Linked DNA regions of Homo sapiens: all the other regions are linked to region 2. A link is an interaction called in ENCODE POLR2A ChIA-PET data of the cell type or tissue named here. Cell type or tissue: OCI-LY7. All regions are shown on one strand. Links, peaks and the distances in the headings refer to the core of each region. The heading gives the core; the rest is flanking DNA. Region 1 overlaps ARHGEF3-AS1 (ARHGEF3 antisense RNA 1). Region 2 holds the start of IL17RD (interleukin 17 receptor D). Region 3 overlaps DENND6A-DT (DENND6A divergent transcript).

Evidence for each region. Peaks named below come from ENCODE experiments on the same cell type or tissue, not always from the same donor. Only the 100,000 strongest peaks of a DNase experiment are listed, where the experiment ranks them.
Region 1: POLR2A ChIA-PET joins it to region 2 with 10 read pairs; 1 of 35 experiments calls an interaction of 5 or more read pairs at or near these places.
Region 3: POLR2A ChIA-PET joins it to region 2 with 7 read pairs; 2 of 35 experiments call an interaction of 5 or more read pairs at or near these places.

The regions. Positions count from the first base shown.
Region 1 is chr3:56,954,383-56,965,035 of GRCh38, forward strand. ARHGEF3-AS1 (ARHGEF3 antisense RNA 1) reads left to right here. Exons shown (of 3, transcript NR_046572.1): 3 at 6,198-6,472. It also overlaps a transcript of ARHGEF3 not described here. Among named protein-coding and RNA genes, the nearest start is that of ARHGEF3-AS1, 20 kb to the left of the region's middle. In OCI-LY7, for the core only: no CTCF peak of the experiment used is centred there; a DNase peak (open chromatin) is centred at 5,007; H3K27ac peaks cover 670 bases.
Region 2 is chr3:57,155,076-57,165,728 of GRCh38, forward strand. It overlaps IL17RD (interleukin 17 receptor D), which reads right to left and starts at 10,278. Exons shown (of 13, transcript NM_017563.5): 1 at 10,086-10,278. The coding sequence starts at 10,211. RefSeq lists enhancers at 3,844-4,529, 4,530-5,213 and silencers at 10,057-10,396, 10,417-10,466. In OCI-LY7, for the core only: no CTCF peak of the experiment used is centred there; a DNase peak (open chromatin) is centred at 4,266.
Region 3 is chr3:57,693,707-57,704,359 of GRCh38, forward strand. DENND6A-DT (DENND6A divergent transcript) reads left to right here. Exons shown (of 2, transcript NR_135550.1): 2 at 110-2,945. Among named protein-coding and RNA genes, the nearest start is that of DENND6A-DT, 5.8 kb to the left of the region's middle. In OCI-LY7, for the core only: no CTCF peak of the experiment used is centred there; no DNase peak of the experiment used is centred there.

The DNA of each region.
Region 1 (10,653 bases), core at 2,434-7,433, 200 kb before region 2:
GCTCAGCACTGCCCCAACCAGATGGGAGCAGATGTGCAGTGAGTACCTGATGGAGAAGCTGCCTCACAGCGAGACACCCCCCAGGGTTCCTCCTCTCTCAGCCTTCTCATTCCTCCCATTCTGTGAGGTTTTCTCCTACTGTTCCTTCCATGTCCACTCCACCCTAAACCATCCTCTCTGCTTCTCTTGGTGAATGCATCTGCAGCACCTATGGGTCTGGTAAGTGGTGGGCACAGTGCCACACCTTGCTCAGGAGGGTGGGAAAGTCCTGGAGGGTTGGTAACACCCAGGGCCTCTGTCTCCTTAGACAAGCATGGGAACTGAAGGGCAGAATGCACCCTGCAATTAATGAAGATGACAATCCGGGAAAGGGCTAAACCACTTGGTAAGGAGAGGGGATATGTAATATGAGTGTCAATAGCCTTTTCTGAGCCTCTCTACAGCCAAACACTCCAGCATAAAAAAGGAAAAACACAAATGCAACTCCTAATGTCTGAGGACTAATGGAGGTCTGCAGGGAATGTTTCCAGGGAAAACAAAGACGGGGGTGCAATACAACTCACTCAGCAAGACTTTCTTTAAAGTTATTTTGAAATCTCTCTTCTCCCAAAAAGTCTGCTCCTCAGCCACCCAGATCTTGCCTACCAGCTTCTCCCACTGTACCTCTCCTCGAGAGCAATATGGTTCCTTCTTCTCTTGCCTTTTCCAAACCATTTCTCACCATCACCTCGTCCCCCACCCCATCCCCTTAAATTCACAAGTGCCTAGGACATTGGTGAACAAACACTGATCCTTTTTCTTTTTTTTTTTTTTCTTTTCTTTTTTTTTCTTGAGACAAGGTCTCTCTTTGTTGCCCAAGCTAGAGTGCAGAGGTGCAACCATCGCTCCCTGCAGGCTTAAACTCCTGGGCTCAAGTGATCCTCCCACCTCAGCTTCCCTGGTAGCTTGGACTACAGGAATAGGTCATCACGCCCAGCTAATTTTGGGGTTTGTTTCTGTTTTCAGAGACAGGGTCCTGCTTTGTTGCCCAGGCTGGTCTTGAACTCCTGGGCTCAAATGATTCTCCTGCCTCAGCCTCCCAAAGTGCTGGGATTACAGGCATGAGCCACTGCGCCCGGCCTGGATCCCTTTTCTTTGCAAGAGGAATGAAATTGCAAATGCTGATAATACAATGGCTTTCTCCGACACATACATAAATGTGGAAAATTTGCTAGCATAGAGATTCTGAAACCTCCCTTTCTAAATAAAGAAGAAAGCAGAGTGTTCACAAAAAGCACACCCTGCCCTAGAACAGCATGCACATCCTGGCCTAACAGACCTGGGAGTCAGATTTCATTACAGAAGATGTGTCAGCTAGATGATGCCTCACATGTCTTCATCCTGACATTCTGCATCCTTCTCGTTCTTCAATTTTAATTACCATAATGACAATTACAAAGTGTGTCCTGGCTGGGAGTGAGGGTGTTTCCACTTGGTTGGGTTCCCTTCCCCAATCCCCGACCATGTCACTGTGGATTACACTCTGAGGCAAAGAGAGATCAGTTTTGGCCAAGGAGGAATCTGGCCTTTGGCCAGGCCCTGAACTGTCTCCCTCTGGTATATCTTGATGTCAGTTTGTCTAATTTTACCAATAAGCCTCAGGGCCCAGAAGAAATCAAGGCAAGGACAGGAGATCAAGATAAACATCACAAATGGCCTAATCACCTAACTGACAACTTTTGCTGTTTGGGAAAATCTTGTGAGCTAGCTAAGAACTTGAGGGCTGAACCTGAAGTCAACATTGCATTGAACTCTGAAACCCACTTGGTTGCAATTAGCCAGGGGCAGGGTTGGTGTTTTTTTTTTTTTTGTTTGTTTGTTTTCCTGCAGTGAATTATTACTTTTTTTTAAATTTTATTTATTTATTGAGACAGAGTCTTGCTGTGTTGCTCAGATTAGACTCAGACTCCTGGGCTCAAGCAATCCTCCTGCCTAATCTTCCTGAGTCCCTAAGATTACAGGTGTGTGCCACAGTGCCCAGCAAATTAATGTGACTGTTGTGTTAGAGAGATTTGGCAAGGATGGGGCAAACAGAGGGTCACTTAAACCAAGTATGTATCTAACAGGTTCCTTTGAGTAACAAGTTCTATAAACCAGAGTCGTGCTTAAAAATTCACAGAACATTTTTCAAGGGAAAACAGTTGAAGAGGTCTCGTGGCCATAGGTGGGGTAATCAATTGTCCCAGTTAGCCTGGTTCCAGGGAATTTCATGATGTGCAGGACTTTCAGTGCTCAACCCAGGACAGTCCCTGGGCAAACTTGGATGGTTGGTCACTCCACGTGTACCCACAAGCCTTGGCTAATGACCATTGTTGGAGCAGAAGGGGAGCAATACTGAAGGGAGGATGGATAGGGCAAGCACTGAAAACAAAGGCCTTCAAAAAGGCTAACTTGCTCACAAGAGATCTAATTTCTCTATAGTTCAAAATTGACTGTTAATGTCAGCTATTCCAAAGTGCATACAATCTACTTGGTCAACAAGGGATTTCATGATCAATGACTTCGGGAAATGCTACAAACTCCACCAGTTCTCCTTATGGAGTCTCCACGTACATCAACACTTCAAAGGCTCTGAGAAGCCCTGCAGTAGCGAGCATATTTAGTTTAATACACTCAGTATGTCCCAAATAGATCTGACCACACAAGCCTTTTGTACTTAATGGTTATGATCACACAACTGGATACACTTTGAGAAATGGAGATCCTACCCACAAAACCATAAATGACTTAGGAAGTGCATGACTTGCATTCAGTAAGACATGCACATCTATTTCAGAAGTCAACACATTTCTCTTTGTACTCAATAAAAAGCATATTGTAACCTGAGCTAAAATAGTTCCATGATCTATATTTATTTTTAATAAGACACTTGGAGAAAATGACTGAGATCTATACAAGATTTTAAAGTGTGAATAGAACCAGTCAGAACAGTATTAAAAAGACTAAAGACCTGAACTTGAAACGCAATCTAAAGGTAACATGTGGATGGATGCAAGAAAAGTATTTGGTATCAGATGGATGTGAGAAAGGTATTCATTCATTCCATTCATTCATCTGACAAATTAATTAAGCATACATGTGCTAGGCACTGTACTAGGCCCAGAGATACAGTAGTGAACAAGAGAGAAAGACAAGGTTGCTACACTCTTCATGCCTGAGTCTTCCAATCTTAAATTTCAGTAAGGACTAAGCACAATAGTAAGAAACTGCAGGGGTACATAGGAGATTCAGGAACTCAGATTCAGGGGGTGGTCATGAGGGCTTCTTCCAAGAGGAGGTGATGTCAAGGCTGAGACCCAGTGGGTAAAGTGTGTGGGCCCGGAGCAGTGTGTGTAGGAGTGTGGTGCTAGGCAAAGAGAGTGCTCTAGGCAGAAGGAACATGTGCAAAGGCCTGGAAGTGAAAAAGAGCTCAGAGCATTCTCTACAGATGCAAGTTTTGCTCCTGAGATTAGCGCTAGAATTCACTTTAGCACACAGCAGGACCTCCATACACTGTGGCTATTATTATTATTATCATCACTATTATGCTGAGGAAGACAACCTTGCATCAAGAAGTTCAATCTGACCCTTCCTATACCTCTATATCTCCCAAGCAAGGTTGATTGCTTTGTGCTTGGTCAAATTTTATGATTCCTAAAATCTGTTTAAAGCTTACAGACTTCTCCTTCTGGAAAACAAAGCTCCCTGTGAAGGCATAAATCTACAGATTAATAAACTCTACATTTCTGATTTCTTTTTTCCTTCATTGTACACTGGTTCCCTCCAGGTTCCAAAGAAAACAGCCCCAATGCCTGCCTCAGCAACCTTGACACTTCTTAGCTTCTTCACAAGATGCTTCCTGCAGCCCAAGACCCTCAGGGCAGGTGAATGTCAGCAGAAGCTTACTGGGCCACTTGAATTTTTTTTTTTTTTTTTTTTTTAATTTTAGACAGAGTCTCGTTCTGTTGCACAGGCTGGAGTGCAGTGGCATGATCTCAGCTCACCACAACCTCCGTCTCCTGGGCTCAAGTGATCCTCCCACCTCAGCCTCCTGAGTAGCTAGGACTACAGGCACATGCCACCGTGCCCAGCTAATTTTCATATTTTTTTTTGTAGAGTAGCAGCTTCGCCATGTTGCCTAGGCTGGTCTCAAACTCCTAGGCTCAAGCGATCCTCCCACATTGGCCTCCCAAAGTGCTGGGATTACAGACATGAGCTATCACGCCTGGCCACCACTTGGAGTTTTTACTTAACCCACAACCACTGATTCAAGTGTGACTTCCCCAAGTGGTAAAGCACAGATGCGCTCCTGATGGAGACTTTGATTAGTAAAACCAACCCTAACAGCGTCCGTTCTGGAGGCCAGAGCATGTATCCATAATAGGACATTTAACAGCAGGGGCTACCCAGGGCAACACTTACCCCTCTGAAATTCCAGGCTTTAGGAGAGGGAAACATGGGAAAGTTGTTTTGCCGCTGCCGTTTAGGCCTAGAAGAGAAAAGACAATGTATTCATTATTCAGTGGTTGGATATTCAGAGGAAGTCACTGCTTTCAAATGCAGGTTTATCAAAAAGAGAGATGCCTCAAGAAATGGCCCAAACAAGGTGGATGGAGTTTTCAACAGCTCTGCAATCTTCAGCAGCCAAATTCACCCCAAACTCCTTCTCAGTTCCCCAGCAGGAAAGTCCCAGAGTCCCTTAAAATAGCCCTTCATCTGTATAAAGTAAAATAAAATCTAACACGCAACCTGGATGCAATAAAAAAGTCAGACCAGACTCCCAATCTTTGTCTTGAATTTTCACATAGACTCAATTCCCACATGGACACTATCAGGAGATGTATAGCTTCAGCTCAGCCTGGAACTCTCCCTTGTCACACAGACATGCTGGGGAGTTCCAACAAGGGGTACATTTGAGCTCCAGGTTTTTAAAGCAACCATCAACGGGACATTTAGCCCCCGCGTAACAAGCTGAAACTGGTTTCCTCACCTGTTAACCTCTCAACATGAATCAATTTCCTTAGAGGCAGTGGAGGCAGCTTCAAGACAGACCAGCACAAAGAGACTCCAGGCACACCAGAAGCACCTTATTTCTGTCTCCTAATCAAATTTTGTAGCTGCCAATATAACTACAGGAATACCTTTTTCAATATTTTTATGGATAAATTACTCCCCTAAAACATGTGATGTCTGTCAATATGGATATTCAGATTTCATGTTTGCTGAAAAGCATCTCTGAAAAGCATCCACCTTGGACTTTTCCTGGGGCTTTAGTCACTGATGTACCAAAAGGCTGGCCAGGTGCGGTGGCTCACGTCTGTAATCCCAGCACTTTGGGAGGCCGAAACAGGCAGATCACTTGAGGTCAGGAGTTCAAGACCAGCTTGGCAAACATGGTGAAACCCCATCTCTACTAAAAATACAGAAATTAGCCAGGCATGCTGGTGGGCACCTGTGATCACAGCTACTCGGGAGGCTGAGGCAGGAGAATCGCTTGAACCCGGGAGGCAGAGGTTGCGGTGAGCCGAGATTGCACCACTGCACTCAGCCTGGGTGACAGAGCGAGACTCCATCTCAGAAACAAACAAACCCCAAAAGGTTGGTTACACAATAGTCACTTTTACCTTGACCTTTCTGCTGTAATCAGCAATAATGCAAGGCAGAAAGCATGTAGTGACCAGTGTACAGGCTTTGTGGTATGTTAGAGCTGAGTAAAAATCTTGATTGCTCTACCATACAAAAGAGATAAAATACAAGGTAATTACAATAATAGCAGCAACTAACCAATACTGAGCACTTTAAAAAGCATATGCTAATATTTTACATAGTTAATCCCATGACTCTCACCCTGTGAGTTAGGATGCATTATTGTACCCATTTTATAGATAAGAGCACTGACGCCTAGGGATATTAAGTGCTTTGATTCTGATCACACAGATGAAATTGGGATTCTGTTCTTAGTTGTCTGACCTCAAATACCATGGTGTTTATTAGCGCTGTGACTCTGAACACGAGGCTTAATTTCTTGAGCTTTGGTTTTCTTACATGCAAAACAGGGGAAATAATACCCTCTGTGTTGAGTCAAGATGAGATGAGGACTCTAACTCTGGTTCTGTCATTGCTGTTTTTACCAGCTGTCAGCGTGGTGCCCCTGTCCCCCTTTCTCTCTCAACACCTAGCTCCAAGAACAGCATTCAACCCAGGATGCAGGGCTGACACAGAAGAGCCAGGGCAACTCACCAAAACTATGGGAACTCCCACCTGATGTGCCTTTAAACCAGGCCCCCTCCTGCCTCAACCTCCTCTTCACCCACACGTAAGCAATAAAAACCCAGGCTAATAAGATCGCAAGACAGAGAACATGTGGGTGGTTATTTATGTTTCATACCCTTCTCCATTAAGTTACATGTTGGCCTAAGTCCTTCTGAAAATAAATGTCTGTTTTAAAACAAAATTTTTGGATTTCAACAATACTTCTCCCTGGATACCACTCCCTTCCCTCTCAGTCATAACTGGGCTTTGCTTTCCTAACTATTTGATGGAATTCATTGCTTCTAAAGTAACAATATATACCAGAACATTCTGAGTAAATGTGTCTTTATCTTACATGTTGCAATCCACAGAAGATCACACATAATGTCAATTATCACAATAATTAACACAGATTCAATTACAGATGTGCCCAGGACTAAGCACTTTAGGTACTCTAAGTCTCACAATAATCTTATAAGGTAGCTTATTATGTTATAATGTAAATACATGACATACAGACAGCATTATAACAGTGTTATATAACATTTTATACACAATATATTATAATGGCATTACATACATTTAAATAAATAATCTTACATCATAATTTTATATAACATTATGTAATATGATATAGTGGGAACATTGTCACTACTGCATTTTATAGATGAGATAAACTGAGGCTCAGAGAGGTTAAACCACATGCCAGAAGTCACACAGCTATTTGGTGGCCAATTTGGGATTCAAACCCAGATGTGTCTGACTCCAGATCCAGAGGATGCAGTCCCTCTCACATGAAGAGAAGTCCCCCCAAACAGGGCAAAGCATACCCCTGAAAGAAAGCTGCCTGGGGGTTCCTTGTGGGAGGGCAGCAGCTTAGCAGGGCTTCCCACCATCAGGCCTCATAGCCAAAGAAAAAGCATCAGAGCAAATCTGTCCATTCGGGATACTGTTGGGCAACTTAAGTGTCCCTGTCAGCTGGAGAAGCTGCCAGGAGACCTACCGAGAGAAGGGCTGTCCCTAATTGTTAGCTCCCACCTTCCTCTCATCCCACCACCATTCAGGCTTCCGGTCATTCACATTAGCTACAGTCCCTCTTAACAATTCTAGGCCAGGCACAAGACTCATGCCTGTAATCCCAGCATTTTGGGAGGCCAAGGTGGGAGGATCACTTGAAGGCAAGAGTTCAAGACCAGCCTGGGCAACATAGGGAAACACCATCTCCGCTAAAAATAAAAACAAATTAGCTGGGCATTGTGGTGCCTGCCTGTAGTCCCAACCACTTGGGAGGCTGAGGTAGGAAGATTGCTTAAGCCCAGAAGTTTGAGGTTGCAACGAGCTATGATCATATTACTGCCCCCCAGCCTGGGTGACAGAGGGAGACCCTGTCTCTAAAAATAATAACAAATGTTTGAAAATTATATCCTGATACCATAATAGCCTCCTGATAATTTCCTCCTTCTCCCCAGCCAAACACTACCACCCAGGTGGCTTTAATGCACAGATTCAGGGAAGGAGAACCATACTGATGAGAAGGCTTCTTGATGAAGCTGGTGAAGGATCCTAGCAGCATAAAGTGCACCATCACGGAAGCACCAACACCAGGTCCTCACCAAAGGAGGGGCCTCTCAGTCCTGGGTATATTTCTTCTATTGTAGAAGCAGTATTTTGCACAATCAGCAAAAGTCCAAGTGAGAAAATAGCACTTGATGCTGCAGGTTTCCCAGACACAAAGACACTCAGCTGAGCTTCTGAACAAGGCTTGGAGGGCGTGTCTATCGTCTGTGTCCAGCCCTCAGGCTCCTCATGTGAGCAGGCTGTGCATGGTGTACACACATGGTTACAAAGCACAGCCTTCTGTCTAGGCAGCATTTCCCAGTGTCTCACAGATGTCACAAGGATAAGTATGACCACTTCCATAGAGGGATTCACAGGAAAGCCAGGGATGGGTGAGCAGCAAGAGAGAAACTTCCAAGATTGTTGGAGGGGTTGGAGTTGGGGGGCTGCTATTGTGGAGGGAGGTTACAACCTTACAAAAGGTGGGAAAGAAAAGCCACAAGCTCCCCACCCTTGGGAAAGCTCATAATAGAAATGGAGAAATGCCCACAGTAGCAGAGAAAAATCAGCATTCAAGGTTCAGTTAGGGAATGATCTCAAATTCAAGTGTATGTGTCTGGAATCAAACAGAATAAGGTCAGCAGCAATAGGCCTTAGGGTTAGTGCAGAATTTATTTTCCCACCATGTGAAAACAAATGTGACTGTTTCTCGTCACCTTGAGAAGAGGTTTAGCGACCACTTATACAACAGCTTCTTAGTATGGGTTCAGAATTGAACATGTATTTAGACTGCTCCTGCTGTCTGCGCACTGTGTGGGGCTCAGAACATGGTGTTTAGGGAAGAGCCAGCTTGGGGTTCTAATAGTGGCTCCCTCCCTTTCTTGGTGGGGGACTTCAAGCAAGTTCCCTACTCTCTACTCCCTCTGAGCCTCCATTTTCTCATCTGTAAAGTGGGGCTAATAATCCCTTTTCACAAAATTGAAGGAATAAATTCATGTACTAAAAAAAATGGCTAGCAGGGAGTCTGGCACTTAGTAGGTACTCAAATTAGCTATTATCATTATGAGAAGACTCCTTCTTTAACCCAGTAAGGGTAAATGTTAGTTACCATTATCATTGGTGAGGCTCATATTGGAGGGCCAATGAAATTTACATCTCACTCTTAAGGACTGGGTAAAATATACACAAAAGAAAACAAAGGCTTCAATGTGTTATGAATATTTGTTTTAGATAACAACATGGCCACAAATCTGGACCTGAGGTAACCATGAAAAGAGACTTCTCTTTTCTAATTTCCTAACTCCACTTTCCCTTCTCAAAGACTACCACCTTCGTCAGCAAGTTGTATATGTTTTAAATATTTTACTGTCTGAATTCTTAACCCAGAACATCTTGCTAACGAAACTTTTTTCGTCTTTTCTCGTTTTACCTCTCTTTATCCATCAGAACAATTGTAGCATAACTAGAAAAATCAAACAGCTATATTTTTTAAGAGAAATCTGTGCCGAATGTGGTACCACCTGTGCCAGGTATTTTTATTCTGATTGAACCACTTAAGAAGATAATGGCTTCTTTCACTTAAACATCTTTTTAGTTTCTGTTTTTAGGACATAGTTGATGAGAGACTGGCAGGTGTTTAGCCAGGTGAAGACCCAATTCTTTGTGGAGAAGCTCACTGTGAAGAGGTAGTTTGCAGAATAGAAAGCTCATCACTTTGGCCTGTCTCTCTCTTGAACAAAGGGACATCCCAATAACATTTCTATGGCTCAATGAGTCACACTCAGCTTCATTCTACTCATGCCATGGCTGCAACTCCAACTCTTTATTTCCTCATAAATTACGGGAAAAAAGAATCACAGAGGCTGCATGCGGTGGCTCACGCCTGTAATCCCAGCACTTTGGGAGGCCGAGGCAGGCAGATCACCTGAGGTCAGGAGTTTGAGACCAGTCTGGAAAATATGGTGAAACCCCGTCTCTACTAAAAAAATGCAGAAATTACTGTACATGGTGGTGCATGCCTGTAGTCCCAGCTACTTGGGAGGCTGAGGCATGAGAATCACTTGAACCCGGGAGGCACAGGTTGCAGGGAGCCGAGATCGTGCCACTGCACTCCAGCCTGGGTGAAAGAGCAAGACTGTCTCAAAAAAAAAAAAAAAAAAAAAATCACAGAACCTCAGAAATGGTCAGCTGGTACAATTTCTCAGTCACTAGCTGAATCCTCTTTCCAGCAGTCCAGCTGAGAATGGCCCCTTAAAGAGAGCCCTCACCTTTGGAGAATGGGTCTGTACTCTACTCGTGGGAGCTCACCCACTAATTTGTTCACCAATATTATTGAGCAGCTACTACATGTCAGGCATGGTGCCAGACATTAGAGATCAGCAGTGGACAAGAAATTCAGTTCCTGCTTTCATGTCCTCACAGGGCATTCAGATCCACCCTGTTCCCCTCCAAAAAATTACAACATGGCAAATTGCTTTTTTTTAAGTGGTAGTGAGGAGTGCCGCAGGGTCTCGACCAAAGTTTGAGGAGCCAGAAAGACCTCCCAGAGAAAATGAGGCCTCTCTGAGACCTAACAGAGAAGAAGGACTCAACAGGTGATGAGAAAAGGGAAAAGTAGGCCAAGCCAAAGGAAAACCATGCTAAAAAGGCAGAAGGGAAAAGACAAACAAAATAGACATTAAATAGATAAAACTGGCCAAATTCAAAAAGAGGTGGAAAGGACACTAATAAATACTGTTATGAATAGGGTCACATAACTACAGATTAAATAGCAATTAAAATTTAAAGCTTCTCAGTGCTTTGGGTGGCCAAGGAAGGAGGATCGCT
Region 2 (10,653 bases), core at 2,060-7,059:
GGAAAGAAGGCAAAGAGCACCTCTGATTATGGACAGACCTTCAAGTGGCTTCAGAAAATGAAATGCATTCACCACCAGAGGGGAACGAAGCAAACAAAAACGAGACCTGCACCTCTGTTAAGAAGACAAAGTTTCATACAAACTGAGGGCTGCTGCCAGGGAGTGAGATTTGTTCCGTTCACATCGTTTCAGAAAGTCCAAAACCGGGATGCTTAGTTAGTGCTTAGCAGTAACTTTTCACATTTTTCTCATCCACAGCACAGGGTAAAGTAGACAGTCCAAGCAACCCCCTCAAGCAACAGACACTCGGCCAGGTGTGGCTCCCACACAACACCAGCCCACACTCTCCCTGTCATGAGTGGGAACCTGGCTTGAAGCCCAGCCTCTAACCAGTATGTGGCCCCTGGCAGGAGTGCCAATAACTGTGGTGTGAATGAATAAATTAAGCATATTTTTTATGCTACTCTCAGCACTAACTGCCACATGATTAGCCAATGTTAAGAAAGCAATTTCAGAGGAAATTTTTTTTTTTTGAGACGGAGTCTCGCTGTGTTGCCCAGGCTGGAGTACAATGGCACGATCTTGGCTCACTGCAACCTCCGCCTCCTGGGTTCAAGTGATTCTCCAGCCTCAGTCTCCTGAGTAGCTAGGATTACAGGTGCACATCACCATACCCAGCTAATTTATGTATTTTTAGTAGAGACAGGGTTTCACCATGTTGGCCAGGCTGGTCTTGAACTCCTGACCTCAGGTGATCCGCCTGCCTTGGCCTCCCAAAATGCTGGGATTACAGGTATGAGCCACCACTCCTTGCCCAGAGGAACTTTTTATTACAGTTGCTTGACTGACATGTCACCTCCTCAGAGAGGCCATTGGAGAGTGTCTACTTGCAAACACCCATTGCTCTTATTGCCTCATTTTAATTTCCTGTAGAGTGCTTAGTCATTTAAGAAACATGTATGGAGAACCTACTATGTGCCAGGCACTGTTCTCGTGATGCAGAAGGGAACAAAACAGGTAAAGACCCCACCCACATGGAGCTGACACTGCAACGGGGAAGAAGGATGGACAAAGAAAATACTATGTATGTCCCAAGGTGAAAAGTTCGGCAGAGAAAAAGTGAAGAAAAGAGGACAGTGAGCAGCAAGTTGCTATTGGAAAGAGCATGGTCAGGTCTGATACTTCATTATCCTATTTGTCTCCCCTACTAAAACCTAAGCTCTGGCCAGGCATGGTGGCTCATGTCTGTAAACCCAAGTGGGCAGATCGCTTGAGGCCAGGAATTCAAGACCAGCCTGGGCAACATAATAAAACCCCATCTCTACAAAAAATGTAAAAAATTAGCCAGACTTGGTGGCACGTGCCTGTAGTCCCAGCTACTCGGGAGGCTGAGGTAGGAGAATTGCCTAAGCCTAGGAGTTCAAGACTGCAATAAGCTATGATCACGCCACTGCTGCACTCCAGCCTGGGTGACAGAGACCCTGTCTCTGGAAATAAAATAAAATCTAAGCTCTAGAAATCAGACCTAACACACAGAACACACCAATATTCACTCAATGAATGAATGGCCACTGAGTGTCCCTCTTATCAAACCGTTCACCTGTTGGAGAAATCTTCCAAGCCTCACCACTTCTGACAGAACATACACAGGCAAACTTCAAGGTGCCCTGTTATCTAGTACCTATATCTTCAACCTTACCATCCCCCGACCAATGAGCCCCCTTCTCCAGCTTTGCCCACATCTTACTTTCTGCCCAAACTGTCCCCCCAGCGCCTGGGTCCACTCACTGGTCAGGCCCTGCTCAAAGTCCCTTTGGTAAGACCTGTCTTCTTCATCTAAGCCTCCCACGAACCATTGAAATTCAATTTCTTCCTATAAAAACATCAAATTTGTTTGTTTCTCAATGCATCACTGCAATGTTTGGACACATTCTCATGAAATCTGGAGGGATGATGGGGTCGGCCAGGCTTTGTGGCACATGGGAAAGCTAGAGAGTGGTATGGAGAAGCCTCACAGAGAAAAGGGGGCCTCCTCCAAAGCAGGGGAAACTGAGGCAGAGCAAAAAGCCAGAGATACTGGGAACCAACTGAGACATGGGCTAAAAAGCCAGAGTTCTAAGGTGGCCTCAAGCAGGGCCTCAGGCAGTTGAATGTCAACAAACTGCTTTTCACGGGGGCAGTTCTAGGATGAGGAGCAGCAGAAGCCCGTTCAAGTTTCTCTGGAATGAGTAGGGAAGTGTGGAGAGAGGACGGGGAGTGCTCGGTACTGTGGCCCCAGAATCTCTTCCTGAATTTCCCTGTTGTCCAGGCCCCTACTCCTTTGTCTTGCTCCTGGCCCAGACAGGCAGCCACTGTGGACGGGGGACTGGTCCCACAACCTAACACAGGGTGGCTGCTCAAAAAAAGGGTCTCCTGCCTCCTCACTCCAAATAAGTCTTTTTGAGCTTCAGATACTGAACAGTTACAATAAATCCTAACCGTGTGAGTGCCTGTGCTGCACCCAGAGCAAATGTGCACACTCCAGAGGAAGGGGCCATAAACCGTCACTCAACAGAGACCACGCTCAGGCGGCGGACTGCTGCTACATTTGGTCCATACTGCACTGCATTTTCCTCAGATAAAAGGGGGCCGTTTTGGGAGAGAAGAAACCAGAAATCACCCGGACAGAATAAAATCACAGGGAAAGGGTTTCTAAACCATATGGCCTATCTCAGGAAAACACACCTCTTCGTTCCAAGGAAGCCCTCCCTTTATCCCATTAACCCTCCCACTCTCGAGTAAAACAGTCCATCGCAGCACAGAAGTCTGGGGACACTGCCAGCATTTTTTAAAGGGTTACTATTCAATGGGGGGAAAAGATCTACAAAAATGACCAAACAGAACACTTGGAAAAACTCCTAGTTTTGAAGGCAATAAAGTACTTTTTACATCTGAAAAAAAGTTGTATTTAAGGCCTAATCCCTCATGATTTCAAAAGGATTCATATGAAGTATTCATTTAATGTGTGAAATGTAAATATCCATCCAAACATTTTAATTAATGCTACCAATTTCCATTCCGTTTTCAAAGTTGATACTTGAATTTTATATGGCTTTTCTGGTACGTTCAAGCATGCTTCCCTACCATGTAGTAGTTTTAATGAAAAGCCTCATGATTAACGTCTATTAGATCAGGTATGGAATGAAGAAAGGTACAATAAAATTACAATTTACTAAGCTTCCAATAATACTTGCCATCTACTGCCCTTTCAAGTCTTAAGGTACCAGCCATATGCAAATAAGACATTTTAGCATTAGTTTTACCATAAAATGAATGCTTCTTAAATAAGCACAGTAGAGGTAGTTTTCATTTACACTATTAAATCAGAAAATTTATGAGCCCATTTCCGTTTTAGAAGAGAATTACATGTGTGTTCACATCACATCTTTATTTTGTCGTCCACCCAGTGATTTGTTGAGGACAGCTGGTACCTATTAAGTCCCCCCCTTTAAATGTTGTAGCCTTAATTAGCTACATCCACCTTCCCCCAACATTTCCAAACAAGGAACCAAAGAAAAGGGAATCCATTTTTATCATGGATACTTTGAACAATGGAGTTGCAAACATCAATGTTAACAGTCTCTATTAGAAACTAGTTATTCGTTTTTTAGGCCACTTCACAAAAACATGGTACAAATGGAGTTTTTGTTATGTAGGTAATTTTTTAAATTGTTCAATTTTTAGTTTCCTGCCTGGTGTTATTAATTAAAAGCCTTCTTTTAATATATTGTTTGGGAAAGGATGAAGGAGTCTCCCCAGAGATATTCTTGGTATTATTTAAGCTACAGACTTCTTTCTTACTTGGACTTTTCAGCATATGACTGAACAGGTAGAATCTGCAAATAGAGAAAGCAGCAGGGTGTGGTTTTCTATGAACAGACAACATGCCCTTCCCAGACACCAAAGGGTTTCCAACTCACACAATGAGAAATTGTTGATTGGATTGCTTTAACCTGCCATATATAGATAAAACACACACTGACTTAATTTACAATGTCGATATCTCTTCTTTTTTTTTTTTTTTAAAGACACATTTACATTTATGCACTCAGGACTTCAAGTGTGAATTCTGTTCAACAGACTAAATTCTGAGCAAGATAATGGGCCATCTCAAAGATTCCCCCCTTGGATTTGTTTCTTCAAGACTGGCCCTAGCTTTAATCTGCAGTAAGACTATCTGTTTCAATAGGATGTGATCACTTGAGGGCTTGTGTCTTTTCAATCAGCCGGTGGCCCTGCCGGGTTTAGAGTGGCAGAGGGGAAGTGGCCTGTGGTTAAACAGAGGAAATACCAAGGCATTTTAATAGAGCAAATAGTCTCTTTACTTCCCACCGGGAAGAGCTTCAAAGGCTGTGGGCCCCGGAGGAGACAATGTGTTTCGGAGGCCATCAGTCACCTAATCGTGTGTCAGGCCCATTCAGAACATCCAAGCAGCCAAGACAAACACTGCCCAGGAGGACAATGCCTCCCACTGGCTGGGCAAGTCTGGCTGGCTGGAGATGGGGCCTGTAGCTCCAGCACAGACAGCCCCCCGGCTGACTGAGGGCAGGAGCTCTCCAAATTTGGGAGTAGATGGGAAATGGAAAAGGTCTGGCTGCCAGGGCAGGGTGGCCAGAGAGAGGTCTGCTCTAAGGCCACTGCACCTCTCAACCTGTCAAGCTCCCTGATAGCTGAGCCCTCTCCTCACCCCACATTCTTACAAATCAAGGGTGGAGGCTCAAGTTCTAGAAGCCTAAAAACCCATCCATCAGAAGCAGGCTGAAGAGGCAGTGGGGGGCCAGGCACGGTGGCTCACGCCTGTAATCCCAGCACTTTGGGAGGCCAAGGTGGACAGATCATCTGAGATCAGGAGTTCGAGACCAGCCTGGCCAACATGGTGAAACCCTGTCTCTACTAAAAATACAAAAATTAGCTGGGTGTGGTGGTGGACGCCTGTAATCCCAACTACTCGGGAGGCTGAGGCAGGAGAATCGCTTAAACCTGGGAGGCGGAGATTGCAGTGAGCTGAGATCATGCCAATGCACTCCAGCCTGGGCTCCAGAGCGAAACTCCGTCTCAAAAAAAGAGGCAGCGGGGAATGAAGGAGGACAATAAAATTGTTGATGGGGTAGCCCCAGCAGGAGCAGACACCTGCTGGGGCACAGTATATAAAAAGTTCAGGGACAGAGGAAGAAAAAGCCTTGAAAGCTTTAAAAAAGAAAAAAAAAACATGTTTTAGGCCAAATGAAGCATGAAAAATACTTAAAAGCACTAGCAGTTCTTTCCTTTGTTGGGAAGTTGTAAGATTTGAACTGCTGAGAATCTGATTTGGATCCTGTGCTACTCCTTCCTGAGACTGTTTTCAGACAAACCCAGCTGTTCTAGGGAGGAACTCAGGGGAAGTGTCAAGTCCTCTTCACTCCAGGCCTCCTCATCTGCCCCAGGCCAGAGGCACCCATCCAAACTAGCTTCTCCCCCGCCCCGCTTCCCTGCTCCTCCCATCCTCACACTCCCCACCCAGCCTGACCCCTTTTATCGGTCAGGGCTCTGAGAAAGTCTTCACATTCTTCTCTAAGGCCAGTGACATAATTTAAAGCCAAACTCTGATTTTAAATGTTTAGAATGTGTGTTCTCCCCTTCTTTGGATTGTGGGACCCCTGTCCCCTAAAACAATAGGTCTCATCCTGGTTACAGCATGCGTATCCTCAAAAGAATTTGTTAAAATGCCAATTCCTGGGCTCCACCTCACTCTCACTCTGATCCCATTAGCTTTCAATCTGCATTTTAACAAGCTCCTGAGGCAATTCTGATACTGGAAGGCCCAGGGTGTCACTTGGAGAAAAAGTTAACTGCTGGTCTCCTGGTCACGGAGCTATATGCCCAAGTTAATAACTAGCACAATGCCCCAGGCACTGCAGGGGCTTGGGGTTGGGTGGATGGCTGAGGTTGGGGAGAGAAGGGAGGGCTGCTCAAGAAAGATGGACATGGGCCAGAAGAGTTCCCAATTAACTAGGCAAAACAGGCTGGAAGAAAGCTTTGCACTGCTTATAAAAACGTCTCTCTAAAAAATGTATCAACCAGGACTGAGTAATTTTTTAACCAAGAATTCTGTAACAGACACAAGAGCATCTGTAACATGGACAACATGGCCATACGATAGGCAGACCAGATGTGGGCTTAGGAGCCATGAGCTGCAAGTGAATGAAAATGCATCCAATTCAGAATCAAATAAACATGTCTGGGCCCACAGCCAAGGATAATTCTTGGATTGGACTTTTATCAGGAACCTAAATTTTAACCAGCTGGAACTTCTCTTTTCCAAGTACCACCCTATTCCTTCCTACCTTTTGTGATGAAGTATTTGCCTTAAATGGGAAACTTGCATTTCATTGTAAAGATGATGCCAGCATCCTGGCTTCCCGAATTCCTGAAGGAGTAGTGTTTTCTTGCAGGGGGAGTAGGAATTATGTTCCAGGGATAATAGACCAGAGAAGGTGGACCCCATTTAGGTAAGGAGGCAAGAAATGTTCCCTCCTCCCCCACTGCAGGAAAAGCCACTAAATACAAACCTGTGGGAGTAGATTCCTAACTCCTTGTTCCATAAAAAGGCTTCTAGACCAGCAAGACAAGGGGAGGGAGAACTTCAGTATGAGTGACTGACACAATTAAAGTTATGAACCAAACTTGCTTCTAGTTGCAAACAAAACCATTCCACTCTAGAAGCAAGAGCCAGTGTAAATGAGGATGGTGTGGTCCCTCTGGAGGTTTTACAAATCATTACTTCTGTGTGAACACAGTATTTATTACTCAAAGAGCAACCTTACCTGGCAAGGACCCTAAGAGAATTTTTTTTAAGTAGTTGAGGAAGTGTGCCCACAACTCATTTCTAAAACACTGACCTGTGTTCAAGATGGTATCAGCCTCTTAATTGCCCCACTAATAATGGGGAGGTTGTGAAACCTGACCACTTAAACCAGGCCAGCCCATGGCTCCTCTGGGAGCAGCCCCGAAGGGTCTGTTAGCAGGGCTGCAGAGGGTTGGCTGGCTGTAGTCACCTTGCAAGTCTTGCAAAAATACACATTCCTGCAAGGGCAAGGGTTCCTGAAACAAATGTTGCCTGGAGATCAAGGGGGTCATTTGCTCAGCTCTGCTCCAGCACCTAAATCCAGTTTCTCAGGACTTGGTGCTGCACCTTGCTGCCCCCTCTCAGGTTCTGAGTATGGCCCAGGCCCACAGAAAGCCTCCTCTGATTTGCATCACATATAGTCGACCCTTATCCTTTTATGTTCCTACAGCCCCACTGTAAGCAACCTTAGAGCTGAGGCCAACATCTATGGACTAAGTACCTCTTATTTGGTAGGGGACCCAAACATGAATCAAATACTCTAGTCACTGTGTACCAGTACTTCCTAGCTGACTCCCTGACAGAGCAACTTCTAGAAGACATGACCTAGGGAGGTGTGGACAGGGACAATTTTTTGCAGAAGTGATGCTAGGGCCGAGAAAGGAAGCTGCAGAGGTGTAAAGGAACACAGGCAGGAACAGCATGTGCAAAGACAATGGACCTTGATGCCCTGATCTTTGCCTCTACTTCTTAAAATCTATCAGGAAATACAGGATTTAGCAGGAAGGCAGCAGGGTCTAATTTGGTTCAGCCAATATTTACAGGGCTCTGACGCCACCAAGATGAGGTTCAGTGCCTGGCTAAAGAAACTAGTCTGAAGACATAGAAGTGAACAAATACTGACAAAGCTGTCTGATGAGACTAAAGTGCAAGGACCTGCATGAGAAGGTAAAGCAAGGGGCATGGCATTCAGGAGGGCTTCCCTGAGGAGGTACCACCTGAACTGAGTCTTAAGATAGGCAAGGAATTCTCAAGGGAGGAAAAGGCATCCTGGGAGGAGGGAAAAGCATGTCTTGGAAGCACAGAGGGCATCCATCCGGAGTTAGGAGCAGGATGAGAAGGGTAGGGGGTGAGGCTGGAAAGGGTGGGAATGCAAAGCATGTGGGGAAACTGGGTCCATGAAATCCACCAAGCAGCAAATCCAGGAGACAAGGAACCATGTATCAGCCTGGATGAGCCTGGAATCTGGAACATGGCCCAGAGGCCTCTACGATCGTCCAGGAGGCGAATGAGGATGACCCAAGGAAACGATTGGTGGGGCCAAGGCAGGAGCAGCTGAGAAAAGTCACCCCCAACTAGGGGCTGTGGTGGAGAAAACGTCAGCATAAGTGTGAGGTGACTGGGACAGAGCCACCATTTTATGAGGGTGCAGGTTTGGGAGAGGAGAACACACTCGCACAGGTAGAAGAAAATCACCAGCCTGGCTCCGTCAGGGCACTACCATACCCCACAGCATGGAAACTTCACGAGTTTTGTACAGTGGCATAAGAAGCCACCTTGGCAACTGCAGCAAAACAGTGAATCGGACTGATTTACCTACGCCATCACATGAACACTCAAAATAAAACGCCTGTGATATTGTAGTCATTCAAAAGCCAATAGGAGTCTAAATCCAAAATTCTAGTAGGATCCTTAAGTCAACACGAGATCCTCCTTGAGGAAACTTGCTAGCTACTAAAATTTTTTTAAACAATAAAACAAGAGCAGTAATGTTTTACTGAAATGGAACACAGTAAGAAAATGTGATGCTTTACTCAACTAGGAAGGAATGACAGAGCCTAATGGGGCGGGGGGGCGGGGGGGGAAGGGGGTGGCGGGGGCGGAGGCAGAGCAGGGGTCATAGCCGTCTCCATAGCTTAGCTACTGAGTCTGAAGACATCCCAGCTGTCTGGCTCACACCTGGTTTTCTGCACCACATTTCTTGGGACTGTGGGGCAAGTGAGCTTGGAGGCACCAGCCTGCGTGCCTAAGGGAGTGTTATGTCCTAGGTTTTGGCTGTGCTGAGGCTGTTTAGAGCCACCCAGAAGAGGCTGAGTCAACGTTCGCCTAAGCAAACCACTCCATACCTATCCCTCAGCCCAGCAATACTAAGGAAATTCTCATTTCATCCCATTTTTCATATGAAGAAATTGAGGCTCATGGCTCCCCAGGAGCAGAGCCAAGGTCATGTCCCTGCTGCCTGAGTGCAAAGCCTACGTTTTCTCCACAAGCTTAAGGCCGTGAGTGCCCTGACGCCGGGCCCACCCGGGCCTCGGTGGGAGACTCGGGGCAGACGGACATCATCTCCAGGTTCTGGGGCCGCCCAAGGCCAGAAGCCCAGGTAGGGAGCAGGGAAGCTGAGAGGGGAATGGCAATCACCCGCGCCCATCGCCCAGACAGTGTCAAAGGAGCGCTCGGTTCCACGAAGACGGCTCAATGCACACGGCGAAAGTCTGGGCACCTCTCCAGTCTCGTCTCAGGCACCTCACCCAGATGACACCCACGCGGCCCTTTGGCGGAAAAATATCCGCAACTCGAAGCAGGGAAGGAGGATATCAGCCGCGAGACCTTCACAAGACGAAGGGCTGAACCGGGAGGCGAAGTTTCTCAGGAGGTCCCGGAGTCAGAGGAGGGGTAGGAGTGGGGTGACGGCCCCAGGCGAGGAGGAACAAAGCTACTAGAAGAGCGGGGCGCATCCCTCCCCGGTGCTCCAAGTCCCCTCTCCGGCCGCCCGGGCCTTAGCAGGGTTGTGGACTGAAAGTCCGGGAGAATACCCCCTTCCCTCTCCAAAGCGCAACCCGGTCCGGGTGGCTCGGGGGATCCCAGCCCGGGACACGCAGCCCTGGGACGAAGGAGGTCCCGGGCCAAGAACAAAGGGTGGGGCGCCCGGCCCAGCCCCGCCGCCCCTCACGCCCGCCCTCTGAATGGGACCCCGGCCGGCGGCCGCACCTCATTAGCAACACAAAGCCGGGGTCGGGCAGCCGCTTTCATCTCGGCCAGGGCCGGAGGACACGCGTCCGGGGAGGGAAACCAGGAGGATGCGCGGGAGGAGTGAGACCCAGGCCGGCCGCGGACCCCGCGAAGAGCAGACAGGTTGGCGCGGGCTCGCCTCCCCGCGAGCACCTGTGCGCGCTGCGTCCCCCGCGAGTTGGCGACGGCAAGAAACCCGCCGCCCTCGCCTTACCCTCCAGCCACAGGTGTCGGCGCCCCGCGCGCGGCCGGACCCGCCAGCGGCCACAGCCAGCTGCGAGCCGTTGAGGCAGGCGTTGACCGTAAAGAAGACGGAGCAGAGCTGCAGCCACGGGGCCATGGCCGTGCGCTCGCCCAGCCAGGCCGTTCTCTGCGCCCCGGCCGCCCGCCGCTGGCCAGCCCCGAGTGGGCGGTGGCCGCGGCGGCCGCGGCGGCAGCGAAGGGGACCGCACTGGGCATGCGTTGCCAGCCCGGGCCCCGCCCCCACCCTCAGTCCTCGTGTGCTGGCCCCGCCCCCACAGCCTGGCCCTCCAGTTGTGGCCCTGCCCCCGTAGACCACGCCCCTCTGGTCACGCCCCCCAAGCCCCCACTGAGACTCTGGCAGCCGCAGTTTCTTCCCCCTCACTTAGTAGATCTTTTTTTAATCCAAAGGATTTGTCCAAGTGATGCTCACTCTATGCAAAACCTGAGGAAAACACAAAGAATGTAATAATAATAATTTTAATAATAATTTAATAAACACCTGCTATGTGCCAGACCCCTTTCTGTATACGCCCAACCAC
Region 3 (10,653 bases), core at 3,377-8,376, 540 kb after region 2:
TACTTTGTGCCAGTTGATATGCCAAGTACAAGTGCGAATACTTACAAATATTACCTTATTGAATCTTCACATAATCGCAAATAAGTAGACTATTTATTTCTTTTTACAGATAAGGAAATGGAGGTCCTGGAGGTTACATGACTAGCCCAACAAGTATGACAACTCCGATATCGGCTTGCGGTTCACTCATTCAGTTTGCTGATTCAGAGATCTGTGCATTCACTCACCTGTTCCTTCTCCAGCAAGGCCTCCCCACCCTACCACCTCCTCCTTTCTTAGTTTGGCTGTCTGTGACTCACTCAACACACATCCCCAGACCTTTCTGGAACTCCAGGTTGGGCAGATTGGCCTCCACAGCAACCTGTGGATCTCTGAACACTGGGGCAAGGGCCTGGTCTCAAGCAGCTTCGTATTCTGAGATCAGTTTTTACTGAGTATTGGACCAGCCAGGATACTAACTAGTATTTATTCAGCACCTACTATGTTGAGTATAAATAGCATAGTAAAAGTAGGAAACACACAATAATACCTCAACAGAAAAATGAGTAAACCAGCGAGGTGTCACGCCTGTAGTCCCAGGTTCTTGGGAAGCTGAGGCCGGCTAAGTTCAAGGAGGATCGCTTGAGCAGGAGTTCCAGGCTGCAGCGCGCTATGATCGCGCCTGCGAACAGCCATTGCACTCCAGCCTGGGCAACAGAGCGCGACTGTGTCTCTAAAAAACAACGCAAAACAAAAAACACGGCAGAACTTAAGCATTTTGCTGCACTGCCCAGTGAAATCCATTCCATTTGACAAATACTGCCCTCTTAACATTCTTAGAATTTTTTTTTGGAGCAAGTGTTAGCGTCCCTGTTTTCAAGGAGGTGGTCAAGTATGCACAGACATCAGTAGTGACGTTTGCTGGAGACTTCCTTTAGACAAAAATGAACTTAGGGACAGCACTTAAGTTAGAGGCCAAGTCTTTGGCCAAAGTAGCCTGCCATCCTACTCCAGAGAACTGCTGTGGTTAAAAGAGGAAAAACTGTATTCTGCGATCAAGTAAGGCTCTAAACCCAGTATTAGGAAAGAACAGTAGCCTTTTGTATTAGAAAGAACACTGGCGTGGAAGTCAAAAGTTCTGGATTCTAGTGCCAGCTAGAATCTACCACGATCGTGGTAGGCAAGCTGCTCCAAAACCCAGTTTCTGGTAAATGAGAGTGATGATTACTAACTCACCTCACTGACTGTTGGGAAAAGCTAAGCTATCCTAATGTACACATTTTACCAGATGCTACTTCATTATTAATTATTAATGATCTCAAAACACCAGTTGTGGCCAAGCACAGTGGGTCACACCTGTAATCCCAGCACGTTGGGAGGCTGAGGCGGTAGAATCACGTGAGTCCAGGAGTTTGAGACCAGCCTGGGCAACATAGGGAGGCCCCGTCTCTTAAAAAAAAATTAAAAATTAGCTGGGCATGGTGGCACACACCTATAATTCCAGCTACTTGAGAGGCTGAGATAGGAGAATCACTGGAACCCAGAAGGTCAAGGCTGCAATGAGCCATCACTGTGCTACTCTACTCCAGCCTGGGCAACACAGCAAGACCCTGTGTCAAAAACCAGCACCAAAAAAGAACATAAGTTGTTCCACAGGGCTGGTTCTTCGACACATAGACACAAACTGCGATTCTGTGAAGTGTTGCTTTATAATATTGGGTTAAGGAGAAGGTCAAGGCTGCAGTGAGCCATCACTGTGCCACTCTACTCCAGCCTGGGCAACACAGCAAGACCCTGTGTCAAAAACCAGCACCAAAAAAGAACATAAGTTGTTCCACAGGGCTGGTTCTTCGACGCATAGACACAAACTGCGATTCTGTGAAGTGTTGCTTTATAATATTGGGTTAAGGATGATCTTGTCAAAATACAGTACCCTGAAAACAACATATTAGGAGAGCCAGAAGTTTCCAAAGAAAGAAAGCACACCAAAGCTCTAGAGAATTTTGAAAGTAAAAAACTTGTTTGGGGAGAAAAAAAACAAAAACAGAAAAAAGCATTACTTAAATCTTTATACACAGAAACAGAATAACCACTAGGGTAAACAAAGCAGCTATGGCTTTATTTCCCTCTACCTTCGTAACTTTGACATTCTGCCTTACAGTCTATTTTCACACAGTTTCTGTTGTTAATGGGAGCTGAGGAACAAGGTACTGACACCTTCTTATGGTTCATCAAAAGAACCTTTGACTCTGAAAGGATCTTGGATAGGATCATCTCTCCAAACTTCCTATTCATGGATCTTCTGACATTCAGTTAGCCAGCCTCTTTTCTAACACTCTCTATTAAAGTTAAGTCACTAGCCTGTGATCCCAGCACTTTGGGAGGCCAAGGCCGGTGGATCACCTGAGGTCAGGAGTTCCAGACCAGCCTGGCCATCATGGTGAAATCCTGTCTCTAGTGAAAATACAAAAATTAGCCAGGTGTGGTGGTGCACACCTGTAATCCCAGCTACTTGGGAGGCTGAGGTGGGAGGATCCTCTGATCTGGGGAGGCAGAGGTGACAGTGAGCTGAGATCACACCACTGCACTCCAGCCTGTGCGACAGAGGGAGACTCCGTCTCAATGAATAAATAAATAAATAGCCGGGCGTGGTGGCTCACGCCTGTAATCTCAGCACTTTGGGAGGCTGAGGCAGGTGGATCACTTGAGGTCAGGAGCTTGAAACCAGCCTGGCCAACGTGGTGAGACCCTGTCTCTACTAAAAATACAAAAAATTAGCCAGGTGTGTTGGTGTGCTCCCGTAATGCCAGCTACTTGGGAGGCTAAAGTGGGAGAATCACTTAAACCCGGGAGGTGAAGGATGCAGTGAGCCAAGATAGCACCACTGCACTTTAGCCTGGGCGACAAGAGCAAGACTCCATCTCAAAAATAATAAATAAATAAATAAATAAATAAATAAAGTTAAGTAACTACCTTTCAGAGCTACTATTTTCTGGGTGTTCATAAGGGCTAGAAAGTTCTTCCCTTTACAGAGACAAAATCAGCTACTTTGTAATACACACCCATTGGTCTAAGTTGTGCTTGCTGAGATTACACAGAAGAGTCCAACTCTTCTACATGATAACCCTGCGAACGTTTGAAAATAGTTATCCCACACCCACATGCCTTCTAGTTTTCAGGGTAACTACCCCACATCCTCCAACCGTTCCTCAAAAGATGTAGTTTCTAGGCCATTCATCATCCTGTTGCCCAACTTGGGCATACTCCAACTTGTCAACATCACTCTTACAGCCTGGGAGGAAATACCATCCTCCAGGTGTGATCTTAACATTGCAGAATGTACTCTGGGACTATTCCTTTCCTTGTCCCAGCCACCAGGCTTCTTTTAATGCCAGTTCATATCACATTTACTTGTTTTGGCAGCCAGGTCACATCACTGGCTCAGGTTGTATTTACTGTCAACTAAAGCCCTGGATCTCTTTTCATGTGAGGAGCACTTAAGTCAGGGTAGACTGTGTTAGCCAAGAGCATGACTAGATTCATGGCTCTGCTGCTCTTCTAATATTACCAAGAACATGGAACACAGGATTAAAAACATTCCAAACTTCTCTACTCACCCCTAACCAAAATCCTGGCAATTCAATAGTTTTAACAGAAGAAAGAAAAAATAAAAGGTTGAGCATCAGACAATGGTGTGAATTGTGAAATGCATTATCAGGTCTCTGGGCTTAGTTTTACCAAAAGGACCCACAGGGAGTCCAAATGTCCTAGATATTTACCTAGATGGGCAGCCAGGGGACTTCCCTCTTGCACTTAAGGTAAATGCTGCCAGGGCTGCTGGGACATAACTATACTTGCGGTGGTGAAAAAAATACATGGAAATATACACAGAGGCCCAATACCAATGTGTTATCAATAGAAAACTAAGTTTACTGCTGTACTTCTCTGGAAGACAAAAATGCTCAAATACAGATTTTGAAGGGAGGATCCAGCCAAAGAAAACTATAAAATGCACGATCAGGGCCAGACGCCATGGCTCATGCCTTTAATCCCAGCACTTTGGGAGGCCAAGGCAGGCGGATCACTTGAGGTCAGGAGTTCGAGACCAGCCTGGCCAACATGGTGAAACCCCATCTCTACTAAAAATATAAAAATTAGCTGGGCATAGTGGCATCCGCCTGAAATCCCAGCTGCTCAGGAGGCTGAGGCAGGAGAATCACTTGAACCTGGAAGGCAGAGGTTGCAGTAAGCCAAGATTTCACCACTATACTCCAGCCGGGGAAACAGAGCAAGATTTCATCTAAAAAAAATAAATAAATAAAATAAAAAATAAAATGCACTATGAAGTTTTCCCAGGTTGTGACAGCTTTAAAAAATGGTGGTTGGGTGTGGTGGTGGCTCAGACCTCTAATCCCAGCACTTTGGGAGGCCAAGGCAAGAGGATTCTTTAAAGCCAGAATTATGACAGCACACACCTGTAGTCCTAGCTACTCAGGAGGCTGAGGCTGGAGGATCACATGAGCCCAGGAGGTCAAAGCAGCAGTGAGCTGTGATTGCACCACTGCACAGCCTGGGCAACAGAGTGAGATGCTGTCCCCTCGACCGTTCCAAAAAAAAAAGAAAGAAAGAAAAAATAATGAAGAGCTGTTTTTTTGTTTTCGTTTTTACATTCTTATTATTGATACAATGCCTGGCATGTGGCAGGCACTCAGTAAATATTTAATGAATGAATGAATGCACTTTATTTTATTTTATTATTATTTTTTGAGACGGAGTCTCCCTCCGTCACCCAGGTTGGAGTGCAGTGGCACGATCTCGGCTCACTGCAAGCTCTGCCTCCCAGGTTCACGCCATTCTCCTGCCTCAGCCTCCTGAGTAGCTGGGACTACAGGCGCCTGCCACCACGCCTGGCTAATTTTTTTTATTTTTAGTAGAGACAGGGTTTCAACGTGTTATCCAGGATGGTCTCAATCTCCTGACCTCGTGATCTGCCCGCCTCGGCCTCCCAAAGTGCTGGGATTACGGGGTGAGCCACCGCGCCCGGCCATGAATGCACTTTAAAAAAGCATCTTGACTTTAGGAGGCCAAGGCAGGCGGGTCACAAGGTCAAGAGATCGAGACCATCATGGACAACATGGTGAAGCCCTGTCTCTACTAAAAATACAAAAATCAGCCAGGCGTGGTGGCACATGTCTGTAGTCCCAGCTACTTGGGAGGCTGAGGCAGCAGAATCACCTGAACCCAAGAGGCAGATGTTGCAGTGAGCCAAGATCACGCCACTGCACTCCGGCCTGGCGACAGAGCGAGACTCTGTCTCAAAAACAAAAAAAAAAAAAAACAAAACAAAAGCATCTTGAACTGCTCTTTCCTTATTTTAAAGAATTTTCCTTTTACTGTCACTTGTATGAATACATGAAAAGTTAACATAAAAATGTTTCTTAAGTGTAATGCACTCTTAGCTTAAGAAAGTAAAGATAACACTCCACTTATTTAAAGGTTACTTTTTGGCTAGGTGCAGTGGCTCACACCTGTAATCCCAATACTTTGGGAGGCCAAACTGTGGGAGGAGTTAGAGACCAGCCTGGGCAACATAGGGAGACTCCATCTCTACAAAAAAATTTAAAACATTAGCTGGGCATGGTAGCCAACACCTATAGCCCCAGCTACTTGGGAAGCTGAAGCAGGAGGATCTCTTGAGCCCTGGAGTTCAAGGCTGCAGTGAGCTATGATCACGCTACTGTACTACAGCCTGGGCAACAGAGCAAGATCCTGTCTCTATTAAAAAAAAATAAGTAAAATAAAAATAAAGGTTACTTTTCCAACTGTCTGATGCAGTTAGCACTAGGAAGTGGGTTTAATAGGCTCAATATAAGCCAAAATGCAAAACGGAGACTATAATCAAATGCATACTCTTCAATCAAAGAGATGTGAGGTCTTCACTCATAAGTTATTTTGTCTAGGTTTACACATAGTTCTGGCTGGTCCAAGTGCAGTGGTGTTTACAACTAATTGAAACTAATTGAACACTACCAATTAGAGATTTCTTCTTCTTTTTTTTTTTGAGACCAAGTCTTGCTCCGTCACCCAGGCTGGAGTGCAGTGGCGCAACCAATTAGAGATTTCTTTGTTCCTTTTCTACTCCCACTGCTTTGACTAGCCTTAAAAGTAATAATAAATTTACACATAATTTTAATAGATTTACTTGTCTGGTTTCCCAGACTAAGAAGCAAATAAGAAGAACAAAGAGGTTGCTTGAGGCAGAGCATGACAAGAGCAGAAAACAAAACACCATAGGTTAATAGAATAGAAGGAAAAGATAAAAAGGAGTCAGAAAACAAAACTTTAGATTATGCACAGTAAATTAGTAGTCTTTCCTTATAAGGCATAGAAGTGCCAGGAAATAGGCCAGGCGCAGTGGTTCACACCTGTAATCCCAGCACTTTGGGACGCTGAGGCAGGTGGATCACCTGAGGTTGGCAGTTCGAGACCAGCCTAACCAACATGGAGGAACCCCGTCTCTACTAAAAATACAAAATTAGCCAGCCGTGGTGGCACATGCCTGTAATTCCAGATACTCAAGAGGCTGAAGCAGGAGAATTGCTTGAACCCAGGGAGCTGAGGTTGCAGTGAGCCGAGATCATGCCATTGCACTCCAGCCTGGGCAACAAGAGCGAAACTCTGTCTTAATAATAATAATAATAATAACAATAATACATTAATTCCTTTGAACTGGAGCTGCAAGGTAAAAGAAAGAATAAAAATATAAAAATATTTTTAAAATTCTTAAGTTTCAAATTATGTACCATTCTGAGTAGCATAATGAAATCCCAGGGTGGTCCATCTTGCCCAGGAAGTGAATCATCCCTTTGTCCACGGTATCCATGTTGTATATGTCCCCAACATTTTTCCACAGACCAGAATGGGGGGATGGTTTTCATATGATTCAAGTGCATTACATTTATTGTGCACTTTCTTTCTATTATTATTGCATTGTAACATATAATGAAATAATTATACAACTCACCATAATGTAGAATCAGCAAGAGCCCTGAGCTTGTTTTCCTGCAACTAGACGGTCCCATCTGGGGGTGATGGAAGACAGGGACAGATATCAGGCATTAGATTCTCCTAAGGAGCAGGTAGCCTAGATCCCTTGCATGCGCAGTTCACGATAGGGCTCGCATTCCTATGAGAATCTATCTAATGCCACTGCTGATCTGACAGGAGGCAGAACCCATGCGGTAATGCCAGCAATGGGGAGCGGCTGTAAATACAGATGAAGTTCACTCACTGGCCCGCCGCTCACCTCCTGCTGTGTGGCCCGGTTCCTAAGAGGCCATGGAGTTCAGTACCAGTCCCTTGCCTGGGGGACTGGGGACCCCTGTTATATGCAACTCTACTGTCAGTCACTTAGTAGTTGTCTGCATTATCAGATCAACTGTTAACAGTATCGCAGTGCTTGTATTCAAGTGACCCTTATTTTACTTAAAAATGAATGGCCTCAAAGTGCAAGAGCAGTGATGCTGGCAATTAGGATATACCAAAGAGAAACCATAAAGTGTTTCTTTTAAGTGAAAAGGTAGACGTTCTTTTTTTTTTTTTTTGAGACAGGGTCTTGCCAGGCTGGAGTGCAGTGGCGCTATCATGGCTCACTGCAGCCTCCCAGGTTCAAGCGATCCTCCCAGCTCAGCCTACCAAGTATCTGAGACTACAAGCATAGGCCACCACACCCACTTAATGCTTGTATTTTTTTTGTAGAGATGAGGTCTCCCCATGTTGCCCCGACTGGTCTCAAACTCCTAGCCTCAAGTAATCTTCCTGCCTTGGCCTCCCAAACTGGTGGGTTTACAGGTGTGAGCCACGGTGCCTGGCCAAAAGTTCTTGACTTAATAAGCAAAGAAAAAACTCATATGCTGAGGTTGTTAAGATCTACAGTAAGAACAAATCTATCTGTGAAATTGTGAACAGTATTGTTATACTTGTTACATTTGTTATCAATTATTAATCTATTACTGTGCCTAATTTATAAGCTAAACTTTATCATTATGATGTTTTATATATAGGGAAAAACTTAGTGTATATATGGTTTGGTACTATCTGCAGCTTTAAGCATCTACTGTGGGGCCTTGGAACATATTCCCTATGGAAAAGGGGAAACTACTGTATCTATTCTATGCCTGTGTGACCATTGTATTTTGGAAGCACATAGTTATCTGATTCAGAAGATCGTAGCTGGAGAGGAATTTTGTCTTAGGTTGACTCTGCCTCAAGTGTCACTCATATCTGATTTAGACGGTATTTAAATAAGTGTTTCAACTTCAGGTAGAGTTGATGGTGGAACAAGATAAGACTTTTCGAGTTATTGGGATGGAATGGTTTTTTTTTTTTTTTTTTTTTTGAGACGGAGTCTCCCTCTGTCACCCAGGCTGGAGTGCAGTGGTGTGATCTCTGCTCAAGGCAACCTCCGCCTCCTGGGTTCAAGCGATTCTCCTGCCTCAGCCTCCTGAGTAGCTGGGATTACAGGTGTGCACCACCACGCTCGGCTATTTTTTGTATTTTTAGTAGAGACGGGGTTTCACCATGTTGGTCAGGCTGGTCTCGAACTCCTGACCTCGTGATCCACCCGCCTCGGCCTCCCAAAGTGCTGGGATTACAGGCCTGAGCCACTGCGCCTGGGGGAATGGATGTATTTTTGCATGAGAGGACATGAATTTTGGGGGGCAGGAGTAAAATGTTATGAACTGAATGTTTGTGTTCCCCGAAAATTCATACATTGAAGCCCTAACCCGCAATGTGATGGTATTTGGAAGTGAGGTCTCTTGGAGGTCATTAGGTTTAGATAAGTTCATGAGGGTGGGGGTCCCCCCATGATGAGATTAGTGTACTTACTAGAAGAGGAATAGAGACTAGAGCTTGCTGTCTCTCCACCATGTGAGGATGTGAGGACACAGTGAAGACGCTACCATTTTCAAGCCAGGAAAACAGGCCTCACCAAGAATCGAATTGCTTGGCACTTTATCTTGAACTTCCCAGCCTCCAGAGCTGTGAGAAATAAATACATGCTGTTTAAGCAACCTAGTCTGTGGAATTTTGTTAGGGCAGCAGAGCTGACCAAGACAGCCATTATCCATTATTCCCTTTCTCCTTAGTAATGCAGGCTGGCCAGGCACGGTGGCTCATGCCTGTAATCCCAGTACTTTGGGAGACTGAAGTGGGAAGATCACTGAAGCCCAGGAGTTCGAGACCAGCCTTGGCAACATACTGAGACCCTGTCTCTAAAAAAATAAATAAATAAATAAATATATATATATATATATATATATATATATATGTATATATACACACACATATACATACACATACATACACATATATATACACACACAGATACACATCACACACACACACACAAATATGTATGTAATACAGGCTGGTTAAATCTGGGGTGGTACTGATCCCAAGTAAAATACTGTATTTCTCAGACTCCATTGAAGATATATGTAACCATATGAAAAATAAGTGCTGATCAGAATACCTGGTTATATCCTTCAAGAAGCAAGCAGAAAAAAATAAATAAAGTAAGTACTTGTTGCCCTTTTGGAGTTTTCTGTTTTTGGGGTTTTTGTTTGTTTGTTTGTTTTTTTGAGACAAGGTCTCACTTGTTGCTCAGGCTGGAGTGCAACGGTGCTATCTCAGCTCACTGCAGTTTCTGCCCTGTGGGTTCAATTGATCTACCTCAGCCTCCTAAGTAGCTGGGACTATGAGTATGCACCACGACACCCAGCTAATTTTTGTATTTTTGCAGAGATGCGGTTTTTCCATGTTCCCCATGTTGGTCTTGAACCCCTGGACTCAAGAGGTCTGTCCGCCTTGGCCTGCCAAAGTGCTGGAAATAGAAGCATGAGCCACCTCGCCCATGCTTGTTGCCCTTTTACCCCTTTGCTTCCTCCTACTGCCATCCTGGACATGAAGGCCAAAATTTCAGCAGCCATTTTGGGACTATAAAGAAAATATCAAGAGAGTCACATCCATAAGGTGCCAAACCAATGCCAGCAACAGTCTGCCTCTGAACCTCTCGTCACACAAGAAAAACTAACTTATCTGTTTAAGGCACTGTTACTTAGATCTGTCACTGGCAGCCAAATGCAATTTGTAACTGACGTAAGTCAGCTTTTTCATTAGAACTTTTACCATGTGCAAAACTACATCAGAAAGTTCAAATAGTATGTAGAAGTTAGAAACAAATTTGTGTTTAGAGTTGACTTCTTAATTACTTTTATATAAAAACAGACTTGAAAATAGGTTTGTTCTTTTGAAGAAAGACTAGTAGTACTCAGCATTCACTTTGTTCAAATTCTCTCAGTATTCCAAATAACTTTGATGTGGGAAGAGAAGAGGAACCTTACTTGACTTTTGGTGATTGACACTTAATATGTAATGTTGGATTTTTTATTTAGCAGGGAGAGTTGGTGAAGTTAATGATGTACTATTTTTGGAAGATAATTATGAAAAGGGCTTGAAAATCTTATGCTTGGGCACTTTGGACTTCTTTTTAAACTTGCTCTTTGGAGTAAATCAGAGAGAAACAGAAAAGTCTGCTGTTCCTGAATTAAAGGCTTTTGAATTATCTGGGAAATGGTTAAAATGCAAATTCTCATGTGTCATCCCAGAACC